Regions from separate parts of the Homo sapiens genome. Here all the other regions are linked to region 3. Evidence: chromatin loops called from intact Hi-C (ENCODE). Cell type or tissue: endothelial cell of umbilical vein. All regions are shown on one strand.

Region 1 (4,000 bases), 750 kb before region 3:
TGTGAGAAGAGACAAAAAATGTTTAATGTTTTTATAGTTAAATATCATTTTTAATTCAAGTTCTCAATAAAATACTTCCACCTCTTGTATATAAAGTTTGTTTCAAATAGGAAAAGTCTGTTTTTCTTAGGTGCAGTAACAAGAGTTTAAGGATGGAAGATGAGAGGACATGTCAGTGTCCATATCGTGTCATTCTTGTGAAACTTGCCAATCCATGATGGCTTTATCCTTCCACTTATCTACACTTACTGAGCAAGTGGCGTTACAAAGTCCAAGATTCTGGAGGAGCATGGATAGGGGTGCCTCAGAGTGGTCTGACATGCTTAATATTTAGAGAATTTACAAGCCATGGCGCAGAATCCTGGAGATATTTGCAGTGAGAATGGAAATTTGGTAGTTAACATGTTCCAGGAGCGGGAGAGCAGTAGGAGTTGGAATGGTTTGATTAGTTAGTTGTCATTAGCTAGAACCACAGAACTTACAAAAGGAGGAGAAAGCTGGAGACATGCAGATCTATCCTGACCATCCTGATACCCTAATGAAATGTATGAATTCAGTTCTTAGAAACCTATGTGTGCGCATGTGCCAGCTGGAGGAATCTGCAGATCTCTGAGGACTGTCTGTGGACCCTGTTTAGAGTTTCAGCAGGTGATAAAACGTTAACCAGGTTTACATAGGCCTCTGTCCTTTTAACATTCCATCCTTTCTTCCTTATGAAGCTTTAAAGTCTCCCCAGTAATTTTAAGAGTCAACCGCTAGCCCTTTGAGACTTTATTAAGTACAGTAATTCCATTGCCCTAAACATAAACTCTTTGACACATCCCCTGACAGTAATCTATTCCTTGCAGAGTTTAGGGGCCTCAGCAGCCACAGAATGTTTTCATTATAGAGCTCTGGGCTTCCTCTTGTCTGAGGCTTTAAGTAATGATGAGATCCCTTAAGTTCAACTACTTCACAAAAACTGCATTGCAATCCTAGGCCCAGTTTGCTTCAGAGGAGTACAGAGCCCTAAGCTGATGATCAGGCTCTATCTAAGAAATCTTGGATTTAATATCTGCCTTTATCCTTTTCAATCTCCCCACTGCAACTAAAAGATCTTCAACCTGTTTTCTTAATTGTTTCGGAATAAGTCTAGGAAGTTGAGCTTTATTACCCAGAGGGAGCCTAGCATTTATTTATTGTATTCGACTGTTATGTAAACTAAATGACTATTGTTACAGCTTCCGTGTGTATTTCAAAGAGCATTGTCATTTATTTTTCTGTGCTTTAACAATTCTGTATAGCTCAGAGGTTCACCACGTAAAGGGAAACCCAGGACCAGTGGCAGCAGAGATACACCCTGGAAGCTTGTCAGAAATGCCAGAATCTCAGGTCCTGCACCAGACTTGCAGAATCAGGACCTGCCCTTCACCAAAACCCACAGAGATTTTAATGTATTCGAAGGTTTGGGAAACTCTGGGGAGACAACAGCATTTAGTTGATGCTTCCGAATTACTTTGCCTACGAAGTAGGAATCTGATTAACATATTTTCTACCACCCAACCAGAGTGCTTAGCATAAAAATTATTCTGATAACTAAATTGTTTTTCTGCTAAGTTAAACTTCATTTGGGAAACTGTCTTGTATTTTTATTTCAAACTGCTAAAATGTCAAAAAAAAAAAAAAAAACAAACTACTATCCACTAGCCATTCATTCTTTAAGAAATTAGGATCCTATAATCCAGACTTATAAGAAAAGTTCTCAGCACCTAGGATAGTGACAGGTCCTGCCCTATATTAGATGCCTTCGTGAGGTGAGTCTTGCTTGTCGTCTTTTCCCCATAAAAGCAGGTGGTCCAACGTGGTCATCAGTCTCATCTACAGCAATGACACACACTAGGCCCACACTCAGGCCTGTTTCGCTGTAAATTTCCTCCTTGTTCCACTATTCCGCATAGGATAAAATTCAGAAACGTAGGAAGACTTCAATTCCAAGCCATTGTCTAGCTCAGGAGTTTTCAACCTCGGCACGACTGATTTCGAGACTGAATACTTCTTTGCTATGGGAGGCTGTCCTGTGCATTGCAGGATGTTTACCACATCCCTGGCCTCTCCCCACTAGATGGCACACAACCATTCCCTCATCACCACTCTACTTCATCCACCCTCCCCCGCCGTTGGGACCACACAGAAGTCTCCAGACACTGTGAAATATCCCCTGCGGGAGAATCTCCTGTAACTGAGAACTGATCTACAAATATGTGAATATGTGCAGTTTTATTTATTCCTAGCTTTAATATGATTTTCTCTATCACCTAACTCTTCCTCATAAGACTGCTCCACTCTATTAAATAGAGGTTCCAGGGACGAAAGCTTTAAGCCTTCCACAGTTGACACCAGTTTGTTTGCTCCACTTTCTTAGAGTTCCATACTTTCACAGAGACAAAAGGGCATTCAGCGTCTGCTTAATTATCTTAACAGGTGTGTTCACAAGTTATGAGTCTTGTTCTTCTTCAGTGGTTGCATTAGAAGCATTGCCTGTGGGAAGGTAAAGAGATACCTATATTATGGAAAAAGTTTTGGTTTAGAAATTAAATGTGCAGACTTTGAAGCCACATTTCCCTCCACCACATCCTAGCTGAGTGGTCTTGGGTAAGTTACCTCCTGTTTGTTTTCTCTGTGAAACAGAGTCCAAGCAGATAGTGTTATTTTAACAATTAAATGATATATCCCATCAATACTTAGAATCATGTCTAACGCAGGGAAGATCAATAATCATTTATTATTATTATCCCTTCAACAATTATGTATAACTTAGGATCTTGTCTGGGACAGAAGGCGATCCAAGATTTCTTGCATAAATACATACTCCATGGTCATGACTTTTATTCCGATCAAAGTTGTAGGCTATGTTTTGCATATTTAAATTGCATCATTTTAACATTGGAATATTACCATGGAATTTTCTGTCCTGGAGTTGGAAATATACTTAAACATGTGAGTTGATTGTTAGAATCCACTACCCTTTATTCAATTCATAAAACATTCAGAATTGAGTGAAACTAATCAACGTGTGAGAGATTTACCTTTGAAGCTTTGGTTGTGGGGAGTGGAGTAGTAAATTGAAGGGATTCCAAAGAGGCTTCTTGGGATATTCCTGTTGCTTTTTTTTTTTTTTTTTAACCTGGGAACAGGATACATGGAAGTGTTCAGTTTGTGAAAATCAATTGAGCTGTTCACTTTTCTTTATCTATTTATAGTTCCATAAAATTTCAAATATACATACAGATCAATTAGAGAAAAATAAAAACCTTGTTCTACACCTAACCATATTGTTTAGAGAACAGTTGAGAGTACCAGAAATAATACATTCTTTGGTATTTTGTTGAATTATGGCTCTTGTATTATTCAGATGGTTTTCTAGAGAAGTCTGACTTCATAAACTCTGTCTGCATTTGTGTTGTAAATACGGGATGGGCTGTGAAACGAAATTATTATATGGTTGTTTATATTAACCTAGCCAAACACAAACCTGAATTTTTTTAACCCAGACATAATATTGAGAAGTACTACTTGGATGACTTAAACTATATTTTTAGCTACTCGTGCTATTGTTAATGTGAAAAATATAAAACTAAATTATAGGTCCCCCTATTTTCATTATGGGACAATTTTACAGCTGTCAAAAAGTTGTATTTCACACTTCCCACATTCACAAGGCTACATTCGTACAACAGTTTATAAGTTTTTTTTTTTTTTTGGCTTTTTCCTCAGTAGCTGAAAAGTTGATATAGTAATGATTTTGTTGCAAGGTTGTCAAAGTAAATAGGCCACACCAAGCATAGACAAGGAATCTTAAATCTCAGAAAAAGACGAAATTTAGTTTATAACCAAGAATGGTAAATAGAGGAGTTGTGGATGGAATTTCCATATTATGCCCAAACCTCTTGAAAGTCAAATGTTTCAACTTTTCATCCCATTTTTTTTGCTCTGGAACTGCTACAGAGGAGTCCATTTGACT
Region 2 (4,000 bases), 1.0 Mb before region 3:
GACAATTGGGTATGGTAGTGGCTGAGTGAATACTTTTGAGGGGATAGTTTGGGCTCGTTCTTCTAGACTTCATATTTAAGCTGTGACCTAAATCTTTCAAAGGAAAATGAACACAATCTGGTTTGCTGGAGGAACAGAAGTATACCCACAGTGTTGGCAGTGAGGGAACATGAGGTTGACAGCTGGGCAGGAACCAGATTAAGAGATTGGATCTTATTTTAAGTGCAATGGGGAGCCATTGTAGGTTTTAAGTACAAGAATAATTTATGTTTTAAAAAAGATAGTTCTGGCTGCTGAGTGGTTAATAGATGGCAAGGAGAGAAGCAGAAAGATGGAATAGAAGGCAATTTCAGGTATCCAGGCAATAGAGGGTGAAGACTGGAGCTATGATTCTATGATAGCTAACTTCCATATTTGCCCTCAGTGATTCTCTCCTTTTGGTATTTACACCCTTTGGAAGTCTTCTGCATTTTACCAGGGTTAGTCTCAATGTAACCAATAGAGTACAGCAGAAGTGATGGTCTGCTGCTTCTGAGACTAGGTTATAAAGGCTATGACTTCCATCTTGGTCTCTCTCTTTCTTGGATCTCTTGCTCTGAAAGAAACAAGCTCCTAAGTTTTGAGCTACCTTAAGGAGAGGCCTGTGTGGCAAGGATCAACAGCCAGCAAGAAATGGAGGCCTGCCAACAGCTACACAAGTGGCCCCAGAAGTAGACCCTTTTTTCAATAGAGATGACAGTTGGCAATTGGCTATGATTCCAAAATTATGGGGATAAATTAGGAATGGAGAAATGGATTTAATAATCACTAGGGCCAGGTGTAGAGGCTCATGCCTGTAATCGTAGCACTTTTGGCATCCAAGTGAGGCAGATTGCTTGAGGCTAGGAGTTCAAGGCCAGCCTGGAAAGTATTGCAACACCCTGTCTCTACAAAAAATAAAAATAAAAATAAATAGGTGTGGTGGCAACTGCTTGTTGTCCTAATTACTAGGGAGGCTGAGGTGGAAGAATTGCTTCAGCCCGGAAGTTCGGGGCTGCAGTGAGCTGTGATCGCACCACTACACTCTACCCTGGGCTACAAAGTCAGACTCTGCTTCTAAAATAAAAAAAGAGAGAGAGAGAGAATATCTCAAATATAGGTAGCATTTAAAGCTGTGGAACTGGATGGGATAACCTAAATAAAATTTATTGAGAAGAGACAAGACCCAGGGCATGAATGAATGAAATGAATGAATGAAATATGAATATCTACATTAAAACACAATTCCCTTTAAAAATTAGAACACATAATGGGAATACATATAGGTGTTAAGTTGTCCATACTGGGAATATTCAATACTGGACATTACTACTGAAGAAAATTTCTTAAACTTCTTTATGATGTGACATTTATACACTGAGAGTGTGTGTTAAGGTTGCTGTGGGGACTTTAACTCTTGAACTTCCTGATACTTGGTGTATTTTCATTTTAAACCTTCCTATTCTATCACAATAAATTTACAAGTTAAACATGTATAGCTATGCACCGTGGCTTTGAATGTGTCTGAATTTCCAAGGAAACATGCACTATGGTATTGGCTATTTATGAGTGTGGAGAAATCTAAGGAAACGTATTTTCATTTCTTATTCCTCAGCAAATTACAGCTCGACATGGGCCTTTAAAAAATAGACTTGCTTTACTTCAAACAACTTGCTTACCTTGAGGTTTTCTGGGAACGTAGGGCTGTATACTTCTGAGAGCTCTTTCATAAATGATGGGATGTGCTGCAACCTCTCAGCTCCAGGCACCTTGAAACAGGCAGGGGGGTTTCTCTTTTGCCTTCCGTGTTTGCTTAAGGGAAACTAAAAGCAATCTTCTATTTGAGGTCAAGTTCTATTACACTGAAAACATTTAGTCTTCAACATACACGATTAAGATAGCACATCTGTAGTGGTCACGAGGATACATGCCCAACTTGCCCCATAGAAAGATAGTAAAGGAATCTCTTGTGTTGGTGGAATAATAGGACTGAAACATATTGAACTTCTTGAAGGGAAAGTATAAGTAGCATCCTCTTCTTTTGCTTTCTGGACACATATTTTCCCATCTCCAGAAAGACTGAGTCCCCAGGGAATAAAGACTATTGATGTGGCCTTAAGTTTGCAATTTGTGCTTCCCATAAAAATTCCTCCCCCAACTATGTATGTATGTCAATCATGATATGTCACCAGCAGGTGGCAACAGCGAGTGCAATAGAATGGAAAACCCCAGGTCAGAATCTCTGCAGATCACTAGGAAGGGTAGCATGCCAGTGTACACAGTGTATGCAGAAGGGAAATGACTGCTATTTATTTTTTTTTAAGTGCTTTACCACTCTGTCCTACCTCTCCAAGAGTCCATTTTCTTTCTTCCACAAAAATTGATTTAGACCAGAGGTCAATACTCTTATTAATCAGAGGGAGGTCCTTTTAATAGCCTGTAGGTCTTTTCCTCTACATCAGGGACAGGGAGGTTTGCCCTTGTTTGTTAAAGAGTTCTCATTTTCTGACTTGCCTGCCCCTATGGGCCTCTTAAAGCAACTCTGAAAACAAGTGGCAAAGAATAATTTTTTACTAGAAGACTTAGCAAGAGCCAACTAATTTGACCCATTAAGTGGGCTATCAGAAAGCTAGGAGGAGATGACAGGGGTTGTTTGCCAATATGAAAGAAAGAGAGATATCACTGTTTTTTTTTTCTTTTTTTTTCTTTGTTTGTTTGTTTGTTTGTTTTTTTGTTAAGCTGGCAGCTGCTGTAGTCGGATTCACTGGCATTGACTGCCACCTGGTTGGGGAGGAGTCCTATATCTTTGCAGATTCCATCTCAGAGATGAGACATTGTCCCCCTGTAATTGCCTTTGTGTAATTTCAGGACTAGCATCATGATAGATACTATATGGCAGAGCAGGCATGCTTGGGCTTGTCACATGTACAATGAGGGACTAGAGCTGTCTTTCAGGTCCAAGGAGCAAGGTTATTTGAGGAAAGCTCAGCTGGGAGTGAGTGTTCTTGAGGAAACATCTGCTCCATAGGGATGTAGACCCTTAGAAGAACATCCTTTGCAGGTTGTGCATGAGACAAGCCATAAATTAGTAGGATGAGCTCCCCCTGTAGTCTACTCTGAGTACAGAACTACCTTACAGACAATTCAGTTAGGCCTCAGACATCACAGTGCACCAAGGCAAATAAATCCACAAGTGGGAGGATATGCTTACAGGCACAGCCTTAGTGGGGGAACTGTGAAAATTATCCCTTCATGTTTCTCTGAAAGCAAGTGTATGAGCATTTTATGGAAACCTAGTGCCTCCCATCCCACTTGGAATCTGAATTGCTTGCAGTTTCCTGAGATGCCACTCCAGCCATCCATGAGGCCTGTTCTCACTTCACACATACTCTAAGACAAACGACTTGTCATATTATTGAGAAGATGGGAAACTATTTATATTACCACCTAAAGAAAGCGCATTATAAGAAATCAGGCTATGACTTTGGTTTTGCCGATAGCTGACATTTCAAATTCGGGCAAGTCACAAAAATTTCATTTCCACTTACTTATGTTAAGTAGGGTAATGATCCCGCCTTGGAGACCCTATAGAATATTTGATGATAATAATAATAATAACTAAATGATTATCGCTTATTCATGTGCTGATTTCCAGCCTGATAGTCAGGCTCTTCACCCATCTATTTCAGAGAAAAGCCAATATCCTACCACCATCTCCAGGGCCCTATATCATCTGACCCCTTTACTTCTGACCTTGTTTCCTCCTGTTCTCCTTTTATTCATTCAAACTAAGAAACTAGCTTTCTTGTTATGTCTTGAATACACTAGGGTCTTTGCATTGCCTATGTGCTCTTCCTGGACTGCTCGTTCTCCAAATATGCAGACGATAGAATTTCTTACCATCTTTCCATCTTTGTTCAAATGCTGCCTTCTTAATTAAGTCTACCTGGCCCACACATTTTACAGTTCGAACCTGTCCCCA
Region 3 (4,000 bases):
TGGGCTTTGGAAGTAGAGTAATGAATAAAATAGACAAGAATCCCTGCCCACATGAAATTTATATTCCAGAAAGTTAAGCAAGACAAATTAAGTGCAGATTATGTTTGTAATAAGTGCTGAAGAAAAAATTAAGCTAGGAAAGGATCAGAAAATGTGAGAGAGGGTCCAATTTTAAGTTAAGCAGCCAGGGAAGGCCACAGTAAGAAGGTGACATTGATTCAAGATCTGAAGGATATGAGAGTGAGAATCATATTTGGGGGAGGAGCATTCAAAGATAAAGAACAAGTAAATAGATCCTAAGAGAGGAGCACCCCTGGAACATCTGAGAAGGAGTCAGGAGAACAGGAGTGAGTAAGAGAGGGTCAGTGATAGGAAATAGGATCCCAAAGTATAGAAGAGGTCACATCACACAGGACTGCGTAGGCCACTGTAATGTCTTTGCACTTCCTCAATGTGAGACGAAAAGCCTTTAAAGGGTTCTGGGCCAAGACTTGACAAGGTCCAATTTACCTATTAACAGCATTTCTATTGCTGCTGTGCCTAAATTAAAGTGTGGACAGGGGCTGATGCAGGGGAATCTATTAGAAAACTTTTGTCCTAATTCATGTAAGTGATGATAGTGGATCAGACCAGGGTGTACCAATGGAGGTGGTGAGAAGTTTTCGGATTCTGAATACACTGTATTTTAAAGGTAATTCCAACAGGTTTTGCTTGTAGCTCAGGTGTAGAATAAGAAAGAGGAGAATCAAAGACAACTCCAAAGCTTGGGGGCTGAGCAAATAAAAGGATGGTATTTTCATGTATCCAGATGGAGGAGATAGGAAATTGAGTGGCTAGGGGATGGATGTAGAAGCTCAATTGTGTTAATTTGAAACACCCAATTGGAGACCTAAATGAGGATAGAAGTCATCAGTAACCTACGTGTTTCTTCCTCACTGATCTTCTCTGGCTTTGACCTCCAATGCCCTAATTCAAATATCTACTTTCTAAGCAAAGGCATAATTGCATATGTTGGTAAAATTACTTTTCGAAACCATAAAGCACTATCAAATGAACATTATTATTATTTATACATGGAAATACCAGGATGATGCCATAAACCCCAAGAAGTGCCTTTCATTTGGTATTTTAACAATCAGGCTCTAAGAAACTTGAGTCCACAGTACCTCAGGGTTTTGGGGCCAGAGGAATAAAGACTGGATTTTTGCAAGCAAATATAGTGCCCTTTATGGAAACCTTCACAGTTTGCTAAACTTTTGGAAAATGAAACACCCATCATTAAACTGTAACCTAAGGGGACATGAAGAAACAACTAACCATGCACACCCACCTCTTCTCTCCCGGGAAGTAAAAGCATTATGCGCAACTAAAGGAACTACAAGTTCAATTGAGAATATGTAAAAACCCATGGGTTTCCTTTTTAAAGAAACCAGAGTCCATACTTGCAATCCATCTCCCACTTCCATCCCATCTCGCAACCACCAGCTCTGCCCTCATTCCCACTCGTCAAATCTTGGTAGAAACAGCTGTCACCACAAAAGTCATACTGGGCCAGGACAGACAGCTGGCTCTGTGATTCACAAACAAATTAACCTTGGGATTTTATTTTGAGCAAAGGGGCTTCCTATCCTATGTCCTTCATGGCCATCCATTTTTTGCCCTTGGGTAAACACACACCAACTCAAATGTCACACATGGGGCTGAAGGACATTTGGGGTTTTCAGGGTCACTACCCACTATTGCTTTTAAAAAATATTTCCTCTTAATCAAAGGCCTTTATCTCTTGACAAAGTTTCCAGTGAAAAAGTGTACCTAGTTTAAGTAGCCAACTCATGCCTGGGGTTTAGCTTCTCAAAGAGGGAGGGGTGTGAACATCGTTGTTCCATTAACAATTTAAGGATCAGCTCTCAAAGTGTAGTCATAAGGCGTAGAATTAACAGATGACATAATGTGATATTTAAAAGTTTTAAGAAACCAGCAAATACATGTCTTGCAGCACAGCACCATCTACTGACCAGACAGAGAAAGAATATGGGGGTGGGGGAAGAAGGTAGAGAGAAAGGATGAGAAGGGCTGAGAAGGCTGGGGGGAAGAGGAAAGTGAAAAGAGGGGAAGAGGAAAGTGAAAAGAGGGGAAGAGGAAAGTGAAAAGAGGGGAAGAGGAAAGTGAAAAGAGGGGAAGAGGAAAGTGAAAAGAAGGGAAGAGGAAAAGAAAGAAAAAACAGGACTTCAGATTTCCGTTAATGCAATTCCACATTCCACAGATAAAGAAACAGAGCCCAGAAAGTTTAGCTGAATTCGCCAAGGATACAAAAGGCTCTCAGGTCTCCTATTTATAAGGAAAATTATTTTCACATTTTTGAGGTTTAAAAAAGAGCTATCCTGCTGTAGAATTTGAGAAATTAATCATCATATATCAAAGGAACTGATTAGAGAGTGCAGATATAGACCCATACGTTGAGTCTGTTATTTTTCTACCTTTGTACAAAGGCAATTCAATAGGGAAATGATAATCTTTACAACAAACTTTGTTGAAACAATTTTGCAAAAACTATGTAACCTCAACTCATAGTTCACATCTTGTGTGAAATTTTTATACACCTTGTATAAAAATTCAATATGTATTATAAACCCAAGTAAAAACTATAGAACCTTAGCCGGGCACGGAAACCATCATTCTCAGCAAACTAACACAAGAACAGGAAACCAAACACTTCATGTTCTCACTCATAAGTAGGGGCTGAACAATGAGAACTCATGAACACAGGGCGGGAAACATCACACACTGGGGCCTGTCGGGGGGTGGCGGGTTAGGGGAGGGAGAGCATTAAGAGAAATACCTAATGTACATGACGGGTTGATGGGTGAAGCAAACCACCATCATACGTGTATACCTGTGTAACAAACCTGCACATTCTTCACATGTATCCCAGAACTTAAAGTATAATAAAAAAAAATGGCACAACCACTTTACAAAAGTCTGACAATTTCTTTATATAGCTAAATATACATTTACTATATGACACAGCAATCCTACTTCTAGGTATTTACGCAAAAGTGAGGAAAATTTATGTTTTTAAAAAAACTCTGGGCCAACTGTGGTGGCTCACACTTGTAACCCCAGCACTTTGAGAGGCTGAGGCAGGAGGATTTGAGCCCAAGAGTTTGAGACCAGCCTGGGAAACATAGCAAGACCCCATCTGTACAAAAAATTAAGAAATAGAAAGTGGTGGTGTGCACCAGTAGTCCCAGCTACTTGGGGCACTGAGATTGGAGGATCACTTGAGCCCAGAAGGCCAAGGCTGCAGTGAGCTGTAATCGTACCACTGCACTTCAGCCTGAGCAACAGAGAGAAACCCTGTCTCAAGAAACAAAACAGAACAATATAAAATTGTGTATGAGCATTTATAATTCCTTTAGGTGTGATCACAGAAAAAATTCTCAGAGCTGTACAACAGAAAGAGTAAATTTTGCTGTATGTAGATGATATCAAAAAAAATGTTTAAAATGGTCTGTAGTCCGGAATACATTTTTCAAAAGCATGGAATTAAAAGTATATTCTACCCTCATACACTATTTGTTTATATAAGTGAATTTGTTCTAAAAAAAAAAAAGGAAATATAGAAAATAAAATGAATAGTGACTCCTGCCTCAAATATCCTATATTTTTAAATAATGGAAACTTAATTGGTAAGTTTTTAGTCCAATATGAATAGTTGGTTACATTATGAATATTTTAAGAATCAAAATTTGTTATACAGAGTAAGGCTAGGCACAGTGGCTCATGCCTATAATCTCACCACTTTAAGAAACCAAGACAGGAGATTCGCTTGAGGCCAGGAGTTTGAGACCAGCCTCGGGAACAAAGTGAGACCCCATCTCTACAAAAAATACAATTTTTCCAGCCCTGGTGGCTGATGTTTGTAGTCCCAGCTGCTGCTTGGGATGCTGAAGCAGGAGGATTGCCAGAGCCCAGTAGTTCAAGGCTGTAGGAAGCTATG
Region 4 (4,000 bases), 480 kb before region 3:
GCATACTGTTTCATGGCTTTTTTTTTTTTTTTTTGAGACATGGTCTCAATCTGTTGCCCAGACTGGAGTGCAATGGTGCTTACTGCAACCTCTGCCTCCCAGGCTTAAGCAATTCTCCTGCCTCAGCCTCCTAAGTAGCTGGGATTACAGGCGCGCACCACTGCGCCCGGCTAATTTTTGTATTTTTAGTAGAGACGGGGTTTCACCATGTTGGCCAGGATGATCTTGAACTCCTGAACTCAAATGATCCACCCCCTTGGCCTACCAAAGTACTGGGACTATAGGAATGAACCACTGTGCCAGGCCACAGATGACTCTTATTTGCCGAATTCAGTACATCACTTAGGAGCACCTGTATCCTTTGAGAGTTTATTACAAATGCAGCATCTCAGGCCTCATCCAAGTCCTCTGCAACCAAAATGTGCATTTTGACAAGATCATGATTTATATATATGTTAAAGGTTGAGAAGTTCTGGTCTGTAACACTCAATATTTCCACTTCAACCTTCTAAACTAAAGAATTGTGTGACTTGACCTGTCTTCTAAAGAAGCCTTCACTTTAGTGTCATTACCTTTGTCTTCATAAAATATTCTGTTTTTTTAATAATCATTTAGAAAAATCCAATAAAACAAAACTACAGTCATTTGTTGCTAAATGAGGGGGATAATACCTCCTGAGGAATGTGCAGTTGGGTAATTTTTGCCCTTGTATGAACATCCTAAAGTGTACTTACACAAATCTAGATGTACTTCTAGGCTATATGGTATAGTCTCTTGCTCCTAAGCCATAAACGTGTATAGCATGTTTCTGTACTGAATACTGTAGGCAACTGTAACACAATGGTAAGTATTTGTGTATCTAAGCATATCTAAACATAGGTAATGTTCAGTAAAAATACTGTCTTATAATCTCATGGGATCATCATTGTATATGAAGTCCATCATTGACCTAAATGTTGTTATGAGGCACATGATTGTGAATTGCAAGCAAAAAAAATCTACCTTCTTATTTCTGTATCTAAACATTTGTGTGTTTAATTTGTTCAGTTACAGGATCACATTGATATCCCTAGCCTAGCATTATTGTTGTTCAGAGCAATTGCACAGTGTATTTTGAATGAGTCAATATTAAGAATAATATAACAGACTCCAGGTGTGGTGCCTCACACCTGCAACCCCAACAGTTTGGGAGGCTGGGACAGGAGAATTACTTGAGCCCAGGAGTTCAAGACCAGCTTGAGCAACATAGTGAGACCCTGTCTCTACAAAACAAAACAAAACATTAGCCGAGCACAGTGGCATGCACCTATATGTTCCTGCTACTTAGGAGACTGAGGCAGGAGGATTGCTTGAGCCCAGGAGTTCCAGGCCTCAATGAGCTATGATGGTGGTACTGCACTCCAGCTTGGGTGACAGAGTAAGACTCTGTCTCAAAAAAAAAAAAAAAAAAAAAAAAAAAAATTAAAATTACACACACTCCCCCCACCAAAAAAAAGTTATCTGAAATCTTTGGTTAAAAAGCAAGAAAGTGACTTCTACTTCTGGCCAAGGAAGAACAACTGAAAAACACAAAACATATGAAACAAATTTTGCCAGACACTGGACATGAGGCAAGAAGGGCGAGTGATTGCTGAGCGATGGAAGTCAAATGAGATGAGTGTTTCATTTACCCCAGATGGCTGCCTTGGGTACCTAGGAAAATCTCAAGAAATTCCTTATTGATAATAGATTTGAGAGTCTGCAGAGAACAACGTAGCTGAAGTTGGCAGGGCAGAGTACCAGAGAGGAGAGAAATGTAGAGAGCGAGGACTCTGGAGGTCTGCGGAGGGTTCCCTTGTGTATTTGATTTGTTTGTGTATATGAGGAAACTACCTGAGACTGAGGAAAGAACCACCTGAAAAAATTGCCACTGTCCTGTCTAACTGGATTCACAAGAGATTGGAAATAGTGCCCATTCCCATCAGCTAGGTTAGTTACAAAACCTCAAGATTCAAGGGGCGCTGTGTAGAGTGCACAGAAAGATCTTGCCTTAGTAATGGGAAACAATCAGATCCAGACTGAGTGTGCTCATGCCACCTAACACATTTCAAAAACAAGACTCAGGAAGATAAAACTATTACTATTGAATAAGTAATTCAGCTGTATTCCTAAACAAAATTCAAGCATATTAATATAAATAAAAGAATATTCAGCACCCAGGAAGCAAAACTTTACAATATCTGGTATTAAACCAACAATTTACAGGCATGCAAAGAACAGAAAGATACAATTCATTATGATGGAGTCAATCAATCCTTCCCAATGAATCCTAAACTCCCTCGGATGTTAGAATTAGCAGACAAGGACACCATTAAATTTTGAATTAATTAATATCGTTTTTTTAAAAAAAAAAAAAAAAAATAGGAAGTATCATTCTTTTAGGAGAAACATCACCATCTGGTGGTATTTTCAGGTATTGCCAGTAAAGATATTTAAAACAGGAAGGGTGGTTTTTCTTGGTGTTTACAAATATGTGTATAAATAATTACAACTATATCTATGAATAAACAGCTGAGCAATTGTATAAACCATACAACTTTTATTCAAACACTTGTATAACGTTTACGTATATGTTATTTTATATATACACATACAAATATATTTATATATAAGTATTCATAATTATGCAAATTGAAGATGCAACAATAAATAGACTTTCTGAAATAGTTGTTCTGATAATTAAATATCCAGTTACCATTGTTGCGTTGCCTTAATGACTTTTTCTGTCCCTCTATCTTTGCCCTAGGGTCTTTCCACAAGCTTTCTCTTGTTCTAGGATAATCTTCCTTCCACCTTTCACTTGGTCACTTCTTCCACGTCCTTCAGATTTTACTTTACCTGTCACCTCCTCAACAAGCTTTCTCTGATAATTTAGAGGCAATTAAGCCTCTATCACAAATACTCTCAGGTAATTCACTAAATCCCTTGAAATAGTATCCACATTTGTGGTTATGAATTTACTTGTGCACTTATGTGGAGAAGGTCTTCCTTTCCCACTAGGTACAGTGTTCCATGAGGTCACTTTTCCTCATTATGCACCTTTCAGAATCTAACACAAAGTTGGCACACTGTGTGCAGTTGTTGGATGATGTTTCCCCACCCAGATTTTCATCTCTATTATTGAAATGTGATTAGGATTTAGGCTTCACAGGTAAACCAAATGCAGCATTGAATTTCAATCTCAAATTCCAGGACATGTGGAGGTACGAAATCACTGCTCAAATCAGCTTGTTTAAATTCCAGAATAAAAAGCCCTAAATGCTTCTCAACTTATACAGTTTTTTTCTGCAAATCCCAACTAAGGAACTGAACTTCACTTAATTCAAAATAAAAAATAATTCTGAAATCTGTATTAGGTTTTTCCAGAGAAATAGAACTGATAAGATGTGTGTTTGTGTCTGTGTACACAATTTCTTATAATTAATCTCTCTATGCATGTAGGTCAAACATTCTGGACATGTCTATGAAGGTGCTACTGAATGAAATTAACATTTGAATGGGTAGACTGAATCTCTTGATGCATATATATGTGTGTGTGTCTATGTACAGACACACACTCATTATATATTTATAGATAAATAGATAGATAGATATTCATTATAAGAAATTGACTTATTTGATTACGGAGGCTGACAATCTGCAGTTGGCAAACTGGGAACCAAAGAGAGCTTATGGTATATTTCCAGTCCAAAATGCTGGTGGGCTCAAGACCCAGAAAGAAAATATGTCTCAATATGAGTCTGAAAGCAGGAAAAAAATCTAATGTCCCAGCACTAAAACAGAAATTCCCTCTTATTTGCAAGAGGATTAACTTTTTTGTTCCATTAGGGCCCCTTCGACTAACTGGAAGAGTTCCACCCACATTAGAGATGTCAATCTGCTTTACTCAGTCTACCTATTCAAATGTTAATCTCATTCAGGGGCATCCTTACATAAGGGCCCAGAATGTTTGACCTAATGT
Region 5 (4,000 bases), 1.7 Mb before region 3:
AGAGGGACAGAACTAATGAAATATATATATATGAAGGGGAGTTTATTAAGAATTAACTCGCACAATCACAAGGTCCCACAATAGGCCATCTATAAGCTGAGAAGCAAGGAGCGTCAGTCTGAGTCCCAAAACTGAAGAACTTGGAGTCCAATATTTGAGGGCAGGAAGCATCCAGCACGAGAGAAAGATGTAGGCTGGGAGGCTTGGCCAGTCTAGTCTTTTCATGTTTTTCTGCTTGCTTTATATTCTAGCTATGCTGGCAGCTGATTAGATGGTGCCTACCCAGATTAAGGGTGGATCTGCTTTTCCCAGCCCACTGACTCAAATGTTAATCTCCTTTGGCAACACCCTCACAGACACACCCAGGATCAATACTTTTCATCCTTCAATCCAATCAAGTTGACACTCAGTGTTAACCATCACACCAGCTTAGCTAAACTAAAATTTGAACACCTTCTCTGTGAGATTTGCAAGCAACTCTGGGGTTTACTTTCCCAAGGAACTGGGCTGAGGGGGATTGGTGGGTGGGCTAGAGTCAGAGCATCCTCAGGAGGAAGGTTCCGAAGGATAGGAGATGAGAGAGATGGGAAAAAGGGCACTTGAGTTCTTGCATTACAGACCCTCTTTTTTCCTAGAAGGGTACTCCTGAGGCACTATTCCCATCCTAAAGACTAGCTGACTATTCTTCAGTTATTTGCTCCAATCCAAATTGCAAAGGTGAAAATGAGAGTTTTAACTGAACCTCAGAACTTGTTTCCAAGTAAGAAATTATCCATTCCAGCCACTTCTGACACGTCCATGTCAGCACTTCCTGTGGTTCCTGCCCCCTACTCTTTTGGTTAGTGCTATGGCTGCTGGGCTGTTGGTTTTAACCCTTCATATGCTACTGATGTCAAAGTCTAATAGGAGAGAATTTCTCAGTGTCCTTGCAGAACAGTAAAAGATGAACAGCTTCCCCAAAGGAGGCTTCCTAGAAACATTAATTTATGGGACATAAAACAACCAACTAGAATACAGAGACACAGAAGGAGGATGGAGAAGAGAGGGAGAACAAGAAATAAAGGGGCTATCTAGATTTTAAAAGTCAATAATTAGTCTGCTTTTAGCATTACTAAGATCAGATTGGGCCAGAAGGTGAGCAATCTCCTGAAATATAAGGAAAAATATCAGGATATAATTTCTGTAGATGAAATTCAACCAAGAGACTGGACTTAGTGCTTCTGATCCTAAACAAATCCTGAAAAACAGTCTCAAAAGGCAGGATTGATGGGATAAAATTGAGCACATATGAAATGTTCTGAGTGCTAGGACCTGAACACCTTTCTGAAGTTTATCTTTTAAGATTTCTTTCTTCTTGTGCCTTACTTTGAAATGACTCTACCTAAAATGAGAACAATGGCATTCTAAGATTACTCCTCAGTGTTTACAAGCCTTTTGACACATTAGGGTTTCAGATTTAGGCTCTGTGGGCCTTTTTCTCCTTTGGTAAGGAAATGTGAAGTGTAGGTGAACCCATGAAGCAAGTTCGTCCTTTGTGCTTCATGGAAAAGTGTTTTCCAGCAGAGGGCATCCTTATGCAACGAATTTCTCTACCCTCAGAATTATTTGCGGATATTGAAGTGCATTAGGGAACAGATTTTGCTTTTAAAGGCTTTGCAGTTCAGTTTGTTTTTGGCAAGTCATTTATACATAAGGTGCTAAAGTGTTAAGAGGACTTGTTCCAATTTTTTTTAAAGTTGGGTAAGTGATAAGTTGTGCTATTAATGATGATGGTAGCAGATCATAAAATGGTTTAACTAAATTTCTGCTGTTTTATTTACTCATAAATTCAACAAATACTGATTGAGTGCCTTCTGTGTGCAAGACACAGGGGTAGAAGTGGGTATATGAAAGTGAGCCTGAATCAAACCTTCCTGGAAAAAAGCTTACTATATATAAAAGGGATAGGACACAAATGCAGGAAAATAAAATACAAGACACTCTCTCTCTCTCTCTCTCTCTCTCTCTCTCTCTCTCTCTCTATATATATATATATATATATATATATATATATATATATATATATATATATATAGTGTGTGTGTGTGTGTATTCTTATTAGAAGCACTGACTTCTCTAATATTAATTGTTAGTAGGCTTTCACATTTTTTCCATTTCCTGCTAGAGGGCAGCTAGAATATTCAAGTTGTTTTCGAATGTTTTAACTTCTGCCAAAATTGATTTGTTTAGGCTTCCTTTCTTCCTATTTTCAAACTCCATCTATATTTTAGGAGGAAATTAATCTGTACATTGCAATTCTGCCTGCAATTTTAAAAATAGATTATTTGGAAAGACTTGTTCATTGTCTCGGTATTCTCTAAACTCTTTCCATTTCTAGTGAAAAGGAGGAATTATTGTAACTTGGCCCTCTTCAACCCAGAGGAAATCTGGAGTGAAATCTGAAAGCGGCAGACTTGCTTAACCTTTTCCTATCAGATTGCTGGCAGTGGAAAGTTTGTTAAAAGTGTGTGGATTGAGTGAAACACCATGGGTCTCAGACTGGGCCACAGGTTCTGGGAGATGCATCTTGACCTCACTTCAGCCTGACACCACTGGATAAAAGCAAGCAACATTCCAAGTTCAGTTGCTTTTGTCCCAAGGATGAGACCACTCAGACCCACAAGGCTCTGTCAGAACCAGCAGTTTCAGGAGCTTGTTAGCTTGACTGTGTGGCTTGCAGCACCTTCCAGAGAATGCAGCAGGGCAGGTATGAATATGTGATGCTTTTCATCTTGGGTTCCATGTCCGGTAAACGCTCTAGAAGCTGTATCTGAAACTCAGGCTGCACCATGGGAGCTAACTGCTGGACCTTAGAACATAGTAGTAGATTTGGGCTCCTTCAGAGGAAACACAGATATTTTGCTCAGTGGCCTGGGTTGACCACACTTTCTGTAATTGTCCTGCTACAGGAGAGACCAGAATGGCTCAGTGTGCCAAGCATCTTGAGGAGAGTGCCATTCTAGAAGCCGGTTAAGTTTTTCAGTCCTCAGGTCTATTTTCAGTGAGAAAATCTATGGCAGATACTGTTAGTGCTCCACCCAGATCCCTTCTACTGGACTGGGGCACACATCCTCATATGTACAAGTTGATGCCTAGTGACACATAGTTGCTTCTTTCTCCAGAGAATTGTCCCCCATTGAAGGAAGTTACTTCATCTTTTTTTTTTGGGCAGAAACCAAAATTGGGGCATCCAGCAATTCAGACAATGACAGACTGAAAATGGGATACAAAATGTTGGTCCTTTGCCCAAAGGTAGAAACAATTTTGTGATATTACGCACACTCCAAGGTTCCCCATGAAATCAGGCTGAAAGTAAAGTCCAGCTGAGACTACCTCCTACTTGCGTAACACGATTCCTACTCCATCCTGCTTTTCCCACTCCCCTTTCCCTGAGAGCCCACCTGCAATAGATCATGTCTCAGACTGCTTCCAGAAACCTTACCCGAGACGGCACCTCTTTTCACTTGGTAGTGCAAATAGTCCTCTTTTCTTTACATAATGTGTTTGTTGCCTATCAGCAGTTGCCACTTCCTCTTTTTTTAAGAGAACACACTTTATTCATGTATCAGGTGGCTATGGGCTTCAGTCCATTCTGGTCCCCAAGGGTGAATCTTGTTAAATTCAAGCCAATAGTGATAGTTTTATTCTCATTTCTAGTGAGTGATTTAAGAATAGAATGTGACCCAATTCTTGTCAATAGCACTGAAAAGAAGTCAGCTGGAGAGCATCTGGACATGTTTTCTTTGATCTTAAAAGGGGAGCAGAGAAAAAGATATGCTTATATTCCTATCTCTGGATATTGCCAAGTGGGAATGTGTTAGCAGAGCTTCAGCAGCCATTTTGTGACTATGAGGGAAATCCAGGATAATCTCAGACTTTGAGGGTTATGATGTGATTGAGCCTTGAATTAACTGATCCTGCAGCTGCTCCACTTTAGTTATGTAAAATAGTGAAAGTTGTA
Region 6 (4,000 bases), 460 kb before region 3:
TAAGAGTGGAGCCCTCCCAGATAGAATTAGTGCCCTTATAAAAGAGATCTCAGAGAGGTCACTCACCCCTCCCACCATGTGAGTACCCAGACAATGAGAAGACAATTGTCTATGGACCAGGAAATGGGTCCTCACCAGACAAGAAATCTGCTGTCACTGTGACCTTAGACTTTGTAGCCTACAGAACTGTGATAAATAAATATTTGTTGATTAATCCACCCAATCTATAATATTTTTGTTACAGCAGCCAGAACAGACTGAGACATACTGTAAGTTGGCACTTTGGGCTGGGCTTATGTAGGATTGCTTATCTCTGCTCCATAAGGTGTTGTTAGAGTGTATCCATTTGTTTGTTGTCAGTTGGTGGCTGAAGGTTTCATTTATATGCTTTGTGGTTGGATAGCTGGCTATAGGGACAAGGCAGTAACTGGACCATATATGGCTCATTGTCTAGCAGACTAGCTGATGCTCATTTTTGTGGTGGTAGTCAGAGTTCCTCAGAGTTGGAAGAGAAAAGCAGCTCCAGTATTCAAGCACATTTCCAGCCTCTGCTTACATCAGATTTTCTAATGTCCCACTGGCCAACACTATATCACATGACTAAATCTAGATTAAAAAATAAAGAAATAAACTCCACTCCTTGATGGGATGAACTGCAAAGTCTCATTGAAAAAAAAAACGCATAGATTCAGGAAGAGAAAGCATTTGTGCTCTGTTTTGCAATTAACCATATGAGGCAAAAAAATGAAAAGAAAGCTGAATACATTCCTGCTGTAAGTGCATTCAGTTCTGCTTATTGAGGAGAAAGTGTTGAGTCTTTCATAGTGTGATATTTTTATTTAAAATTTCCCTTTCACAGTATGTGCACATTAATGAAGTACAGTTATTTCCAGAAAAATATGCTTATTATACCCCTTAAAATAAAATAAAAATAAAAATAAAGAAAATAAAATAAAAAGGTAAATAAAACAATTTCAACTAGATTTTTTTCTCCTTTTTTTCTTCCTTTCAGACTTTCCTATAAAGCAAAATGAAACATGTGGTGAACCTATTCACACTTTCTCACATTTAGTAAATAACTTCATACATTTATTTTTCTTTGTAAAGTAAAATTATATTCATTCCAATTCTGCCACTTACCAGCTGTGTGGCTTTGGCAAGTTACTTAAACCATTTATGCCTCAGTTTCCTTATCATTAAAATGGGAATAATAAAAGTTCCTCCCTCAAAAGTTATAATAAGAATTAAAAGAGTTATTACTTTTAAGTATGTTAAACAGTGCCTGAAATACAGCTATGGTTAAACCACTGTTGTATAAGTGTTTGTTAACCAAAAACAAAATTTGGGGTTTATTATGACCATGTTACCCAAGGCTACAGTCATAACCAAGACTATCTCAATTTTAGGGACAAATTTATTTTCATTTATGAAAATAATTTAGGCAGACTGTACCATCATTTGCCCATTCTTAGTTTTTCATTGTTAACATGGGGGCAATGTTGTTTAGATATAACAACAGTAATAATATCAGCTCCCCCACCTTGGAGAATGTCTTCTTACATTTAAAGCACTTTTCCACATATTTTATTTGATTCTTGCAGTGGGACATGAGGAGATTTACAACAGCAGTATTTGAGGTATGTTTCAAAATACCCGCCTTAGCGCAGAACGAACTGAGAGGGAAAGCAAAGGGAAAGGAAAGAATTAATTTTTCATCTTTTGGGGACCTAATAGCCATGCTCCTTGGAAAACTGCCAGCATGTTTTTCAGGAAGTCTGAAAACAGCAGCTTCACTTGTGAAAATCAGGAGGAAGGCACAATAATCGGAAACAATCACACTTCAGATAAAATTCATGACTTATGAGATAAGCATTATAAAAAGAAGGAAATTACCGCAAATTTTTTATGACCATAAAAAGCCCACATTGGGAGTAGCTAAATTAAATTTATATTAGCAAAAAAAGGTGTCCTCGATACTTTCTAATTGATACATTCTAGTTGAGAATTTCAGACCTCTGATAGATTTCACCAATTTTCATTAGGATGCTTTCAGCAGCAAATAACAGAATACCATAGTACAAAGGAGCTTCACAATAGAAGGTTATTTTTACTGCACACAGAAAACTCTGTAGGAAGACACTTGTCAGCTTTCCTGTAACTCTTGGCCTTTTCCCCAGTTGTCAAATGGCTGCCGTAAGTTTAAGCCTCACTCCACACGGAAAGAACTTCCACATGCAGAAAGGGAGATAAGAATACACTTCACACATCTCATCCTCTTGACAGAGACAGCACTTTTCCCTGAGCCACCAGATTTCTCTTCTCATGTCTCATTGGCCAAGAGTGATCACATGTTCACACAATGTCCGCAAAGGAGGTGGGGAAAGCAAGTGTCTATTATCTTTAGCTTTTACTAGGGTAGAATGAAGGGAAGGGATGACAGAAGTAGAAGTTTTCTCATGGGCAAGAAGGTAGGAGGAGGGAGAAGTTGTTAGTAACTCACACTGCCTGTCCCAAACAGTATGTTGAGGAAGATATTTTGATCTCAAACATTTTATATATGAGTCTTCTCATATCTCCCACACTGCTGTAACACCCACATTCATACAGCGAACAACTTTAATGATATTTTATGAATAACTAAGTCTGAATTGGGACAAACATAAGTGGATCTATGCAGGTTTAATGAAGTTCTGAGGACCACTTCATCAGTGATAATGAATAACATAATGAAAGATATCAGCCTAGGATCCCATGGCTTAGCTTAATATACCACCAGGAAATAGCTTCCATTCTTATTTAAACACACGTATGTTTTGATATACATGCCTATGTGTCTTTATATGTATTTCTACTCAATTGAAAGAATTGCAACTGCCAGTATTTTATTTTACTATCATTTTAAACTTCATATTAAAGCAAACCCCTTTTAACGTTGTTCAGATGTAATAAGACGTAGTGTAGTGATCTTTAAAATAGTGTTTGTGGTACTCTAAGATTCGTTGAAGCCAGTGGATGGAGTGGAGTGGAGGCAGCCATTGTCATCTATTTGATTTGGAACTAAGATAATTCCACTTAAAAATCTATTTGTAAAATGAATTCTATGGGTAAGAAAAACTCTTTAGTGGAAAGAGTTTATAATTTGGAGTTAGAATGTGATTTGATTCTAAAACTGCCATTTACTAGCATGCCAGGGAACTATGGATGAGTTAGAACTCATTCCCCCATAATGGTATTTTAATGTTGTAGAACCCATGAATTTTGGGAGATAAGAGGGTTTGCAAAGTCACCTGAGCTCTCTAGGTACAAATTAAGTGCCCAGGAACTATCAATTCTTTCCTTATTCACAGGTTTCCTGTTTTAATCATAGCAAAGTGCCCCATTAAGTTTGTATTCCCTAATTTTATTAGCCAAAGAAAGTTGTTTCAAATGCTTTGTTATAACAACTATCATTCATGGAGAAGATTTTTGATTTACTGTAATTTCCCGTGGAATAAATTCTAGGAAATGAACTTATGGATATGAGGATATAAATATCTGTTTGCTACTCCAGAAATTTTGCCAGGTTTTATTTTCTATTATAAAATTATAATGATTTATGCTGCCACTTGCAATATATCATTGTATCATTGTACCAGGTTTTTAAAACCTTGCCAATTTCAGATATTTCTTCACTTATTTTTGGCAAGTAGCAAATATGTAAAGTGTGAAATAATATCAGGTAGTTGTTAAATTTGTAATGGCTTTATTACTAGGGAGGGTACACATTTTTCATTATTTTTAAGAATGACTATTGTTTCTGTAAAAATGAGGCAATGGTCATTATAAAAAATGGAAGCAATTAATAAACTTATGAAGAAGAAATGAATAATCCAAATCCCACCATCTATATTTCATTTCAAAATTAAGTAAATATTTTCCAGAAATCTCAACCTCTCTCTCTTCCTCTTTTCCTCCTTTTCCTTCTCCCTCACACATATCTTCACATGAAATGTTAATGAGG
Region 7 (4,000 bases), 1.6 Mb before region 3:
CAAGTGATCCAAGTTATCGTTGCCAGCATCTCTTATCTCTCTTGATGTGATATGCTGAGAAGAACACATCATTTCTGTGATAATTGTACCAAAGGATGCATAACCCCAAATAGGGGAGATTCTATGAAAGAATCTCTAAAAAAATGTCAAGGTCATGGAAAACAAAGGAAGGCTGAAGAACTACTCCAAAATAAAGGAGACCGAAAATGTATGATAATGAAATGGAAAGTGTGAGTCTGGATTGGATCCTGGAGTAGGATAAAAAAATATAGCTCTGAAGGACATTGTTGGGATAATAGGTAAACTTTGAATGTGGACTGTGGGTTAAAGAGTAGAATTATACCAATGTTAAATCTATATTTTAATAATTGTGCTATGGTTACGTAAGAAAACATCTTCCTCTTAAGAAATATACGCTGACATATTTAGGAGTAAAGGAGCATGATGTCTACCACTTATTCTCAAATGGGTTGCAAAAAATTCCTTTTAGAGAGAAAGGAGAAAACAAATGGGAAACAATTTCAGTTAGCCCCAATTTGGACGTGGATAAAAAGTACCTTGGAGGTGTTGGTCTGATTCTGGCAACTTCTCTGGAGGGTTAAAAATAAATCAAATTAAAAAGTTGTACAAAAGAAAAAAACCTTTCTCAATATTTAAAGGTGCAAAATATTTCGATGTGATATAATTACAATATGTTGTTGCAGTACTGTGAAACCAAAGCTTTATACTTTTAAACAGTTAAGTCTGATTAATGAAAGCAGAAAAAAAAAATCCCCTTAGACTTAGCAACAAACAGACTGTACCCCTGGACAACACTGATGTTGTAGCTCTCAGTGTTCTTCCCAGTTTTCTGTTGTAGGTCAGCTATGCCTCACAGTTTAAAATTGCGAATAGGAGAAAGGTATTGTTTTATTTTATTAGCTGTGGTAGAAAGAAACTAGATTTTATCTGAAAAGCATTTTAGACTCATAGGAAGAATAAAAGAATAGAAAAAAGTTTCTTTGTTGGCACTTCTTGATCTTACAGAATAGCATAATCTATTGTGATTGAGGTTCTAGAAATTAGAAAGGAAAGTTTGCTGTAATGGAGGGGCGTTGATTTGGAGGTTTGGTAGCAATGGAAATAGTCAAAACAAAAGAATTAATTTCAGTAAAAATTGTTTGTTGGACCAGATCCTCTGTGAGTGAGCCATGAGAAAAGACAAGGAAGTTGAGAATTGGACCATTTTAAAAAGAACATTTAAAGACTTGGATTCGTTTGCTTCTTTCTTGCCTACAGCTCCCATTTCACCATTTTCTTCAAATCCAGGCAAAATAAGATTCACTGATACCATCAGGCCTCATGTTTGTGATTATTTTGCTTATGTTTTAAAGTCAATTCTTTCCACAAAGTTGTGTATTCTCCAAAGATTTCTCTGATCTCGCTTGCTTTTCAGCAGATATTGGCAAAGACATTGATAGATGTTTCAAAATACTCAATTCATTCCTTGACTGCTTTTATTTCCCCCTTTTTGCTAGTGATGCCTAATGTATGGGCTATATATCTTTTGCCAGTGGTAGAGACATATTATTTTTACTGAAAGCAACTAAATATATAAGCTTTAATTTGAAAATGAAACTGTTTAAGAGGATCTTAGTTTTCATTTTTTAGCACTGAAATCCCTGTTGTCATCTTTGAGGAAGCAGTAGGTGGAGCTACAGGCTTTTTATCACGAAAGAATGTTTGCAGTAGCTGCCCATTGCCGGAATAACCTGAACAAGCACACATTTCCAAAAATAACAGAGGCATTTCCAAGTATTCCAGAAATATATGCAAGACTGTTTAGTCATTCATAATCACCGCTTTGCAAGTACTAGATTCTGTAGAAAATATTTCAGAAGCAGAAAAAAGATTCATAGAATTCCCTGTATTTTTAGAAAAGAGATTTTTAAAAAATGGAATTCAAGAGGGAGGGAGAGACACTTACGCTGTTCAATCATGTGCCACTTTTTTTCCCAGGTGGTGAAAGGGCCCAGAGGGGTAGCCGGGGGTGGAAAAAAATCTTTTCCATTTGCGTCAGAACTCTGAGGAGCTCTTCATTTCCCCACTCGATGAACTTTTTTGAGGCTCTAAACTGTGGTTTCAATTTTCTCTGAATCACAGAGGGGTAGCCTAGGTTAAGTGATTCTGAGGAGGCCAGAAGGCGCTTACAACAGATCGCTCCTGAGGACCGTTCCTCTCATATAGCCTGGTGTTTTTGACCATTTTCCTAAGAAAGAATTATGAAATGGCTTTTAATCTCTGTGAAAAATGTAGATTCTCTCCATGTAAAAATCACAAATTTTGAGAAATGCTTCAATGATCTTGTTTCAGGGTTCTCCAGAAAAGCAGAACCATTTAAAAAATAGAACATCTAGACTATTTTTTGACTAAACAATGGGGTACCATAGCCAAGCCAAGCTGACATCTAAAATTAACTATCATGGATCTCGTTGCTATAATCTGGTCTCAAGCCCCACAAAGAAATAATATATGTGTGTGTGTATATATATATATATATATATATATGTATATATATATATATATATATATATACATACTAGCCCATATATATGGAGAGAGAGGGAAAGAGAGATACCTTCACAGTGATATCTAGACTTGTGTTTGACCAAACAACTGGGTACCATAGCCTAGTCAAGTTGACATCTAAAATTAACTACCACAGGTCTCATTGTTATGATCTGATCTCAGAGAAGCCCCTCAGAGAAATGCTGAAGAATATCTTAAGGCACACCATTGCCCTGGATGTTAAGTGTTAAGGGAGGGCCACACGTGGCTGCAGTAGAAGAGGTTTACCACCCCTGACCCTGTTACTAAGCCTCTCCCTCCTACTTGTTTGTCCCATCCTCTCCTGGGGACAGCAAATTATGACATAAAGCTAGAAAAAAGACAAAAAGGGAGCCATTGCTAGGACTTGATGGATGAAGGCTGCAGACATCGATTTCTCTGCCTTTGGCTCTTCTAGACACTCCTGTTGATGATGACTTCCAGTTAGAAGAACAGCAGCCAAGATGCCTCCTGACTGCAGAGCTGGCTGGAATAGATCTGGCTGCTATAGAAGCCCTTCCTTTTTCATTCAGTCCTCACAGCAAACCTCTGATTTACAGGCAAAAAAAAAGGCTGAGAAAGGTTCATGGATTCTTCAACTGCTGAGCAGCTGCCATACCCTGGACACGACTCTGGGTGCTGGGAATACACACAAGTATGATAAGAACACACATATTTCTTTCTCTTACGGTTCTAACATTCTAATTCAGACAACAGCAAACAAAATAAGTAAATAAACAAGTGAAAAAGTGCAAATTCTGGCAAGTGATAGGAAGGAAATCAGTAAGTGGGCTGAGATAGAGTTTACTTGGGGTGTGGTGGGAAACCCACTTTTGGTGTGCCACAAGGAAGGCTGCTGTGGGGTGGTAACATCTAATTTGAGATGTAAATGGACTTAATAGACTTGGCTAAACCTTCCACTCATAAGTAAGAATTGGAGCTGGGAGGACATTTTGCTGTTGTTTTAACTCATCTATAATCTTTATCCATCACAACTGTCTACTAGCTTAGAAGTAGTATGAGATAAAAAGATCTGGTATTCCATTTCAAATCTAAGAGGGAATTGTGAATGCCTAAGCAAAGGCTGGTAGGTACTTTGTGAATGAACAAATGTGCCTGAATCTCAAGAAAGGAAATGCTAGACAATCTTAAGCAACCCCAGCTAGAGTCTTTCAACCACTCCTGTTACTCAGTTCTTCCTTCTCTGTAGCCGGAATGTTTCGTGCTGTACCTGCAAACTTCTTCCTTTTGCCTTGTCCTTGGCTAATGCAAAGAACTAACTGGTGGTTGTCCTTTTTTGTAAGAGATGCCTGACAGCCTGACCAATTTGGAGAAACCCTGTCTCTACTAAAAATACAAAATTAGGCAGGCATGATGGTGCATGCCTGTAGTTCCAGCTGCTCGGGAGGCTGAG

What was found. Peaks named below come from ENCODE experiments on the same cell type or tissue, not always from the same donor. Only the 100,000 strongest peaks of a DNase experiment are listed, where the experiment ranks them.
Region 1: it touches region 3 in a loop (8-fold over the local background); 18 of 110 quality-filtered maps call a loop at or near these places.
Region 2: a loop joins it to region 3, with 20 times the contacts of the local background. A loop is called at or near these places in 51 of 110 quality-filtered maps.
Region 4: a loop joins it to region 3, with 6 times the contacts of the local background. A loop is called at or near these places in 6 of 110 quality-filtered maps.
Region 5: a loop joins it to region 3, with 20 times the contacts of the local background. A loop is called at or near these places in 4 of 110 quality-filtered maps.
Region 6: a loop joins it to region 3, with 5 times the contacts of the local background. A loop is called at or near these places in 2 of 110 quality-filtered maps.
Region 7: it touches region 3 in a loop (13-fold over the local background); 3 of 110 quality-filtered maps call a loop at or near these places.

Annotation. Positions count from the first base shown.
Region 1 is chr20:7,111,935-7,115,934 of GRCh38, forward strand. No RefSeq gene overlaps it. Among named protein-coding and RNA genes, the nearest start is that of LINC01428, 140 kb to the right of the region's middle. In endothelial cell of umbilical vein, a CTCF peak has its summit at 2,085 (motif pointing right); a DNase peak (open chromatin) is centred at 2,117.
Region 2 is chr20:6,826,781-6,830,780 of GRCh38, forward strand. No RefSeq gene overlaps it. Among named protein-coding and RNA genes, the nearest start is that of BMP2, 61 kb to the left of the region's middle. In endothelial cell of umbilical vein, a CTCF peak has its summit at 2,205 (motif pointing right); a DNase peak (open chromatin) is centred at 2,231.
Region 3 is chr20:7,857,514-7,861,513 of GRCh38, forward strand. No RefSeq gene overlaps it. Among named protein-coding and RNA genes, the nearest start is that of HAO1, 81 kb to the right of the region's middle. RefSeq lists an enhancer at 1-89. In endothelial cell of umbilical vein, a CTCF peak has its summit at 1,990 (motif pointing left); a DNase peak (open chromatin) is centred at 1,938; H3K27ac peaks cover 811 bases.
Region 4 is chr20:7,373,682-7,377,681 of GRCh38, forward strand. No RefSeq gene overlaps it. Among named protein-coding and RNA genes, the nearest start is that of MIR8062, 4.1 kb to the left of the region's middle. In endothelial cell of umbilical vein, a CTCF peak has its summit at 2,452 (motif pointing left); no DNase peak of the experiment used is centred here.
Region 5 is chr20:6,177,164-6,181,163 of GRCh38, forward strand. No RefSeq gene overlaps it. Among named protein-coding and RNA genes, the nearest start is that of FERMT1, 56 kb to the left of the region's middle. In endothelial cell of umbilical vein, a CTCF peak has its summit at 1,552 (motif pointing right); a DNase peak (open chromatin) is centred at 1,588; H3K27me3 peaks cover 211 bases.
Region 6 is chr20:7,397,515-7,401,514 of GRCh38, forward strand. No RefSeq gene overlaps it. Among named protein-coding and RNA genes, the nearest start is that of MIR8062, 28 kb to the left of the region's middle. In endothelial cell of umbilical vein, no CTCF peak of the experiment used is centred here; DNase peaks (open chromatin) are centred at 1,797 and 2,167; H3K27ac peaks cover 620 bases.
Region 7 is chr20:6,263,689-6,267,688 of GRCh38, forward strand. No RefSeq gene overlaps it. Among named protein-coding and RNA genes, the nearest start is that of FERMT1, 140 kb to the left of the region's middle. In endothelial cell of umbilical vein, a CTCF peak has its summit at 1,699 (motif pointing right); a DNase peak (open chromatin) is centred at 1,733; H3K27ac peaks cover 361 bases; H3K27me3 peaks cover 160 bases.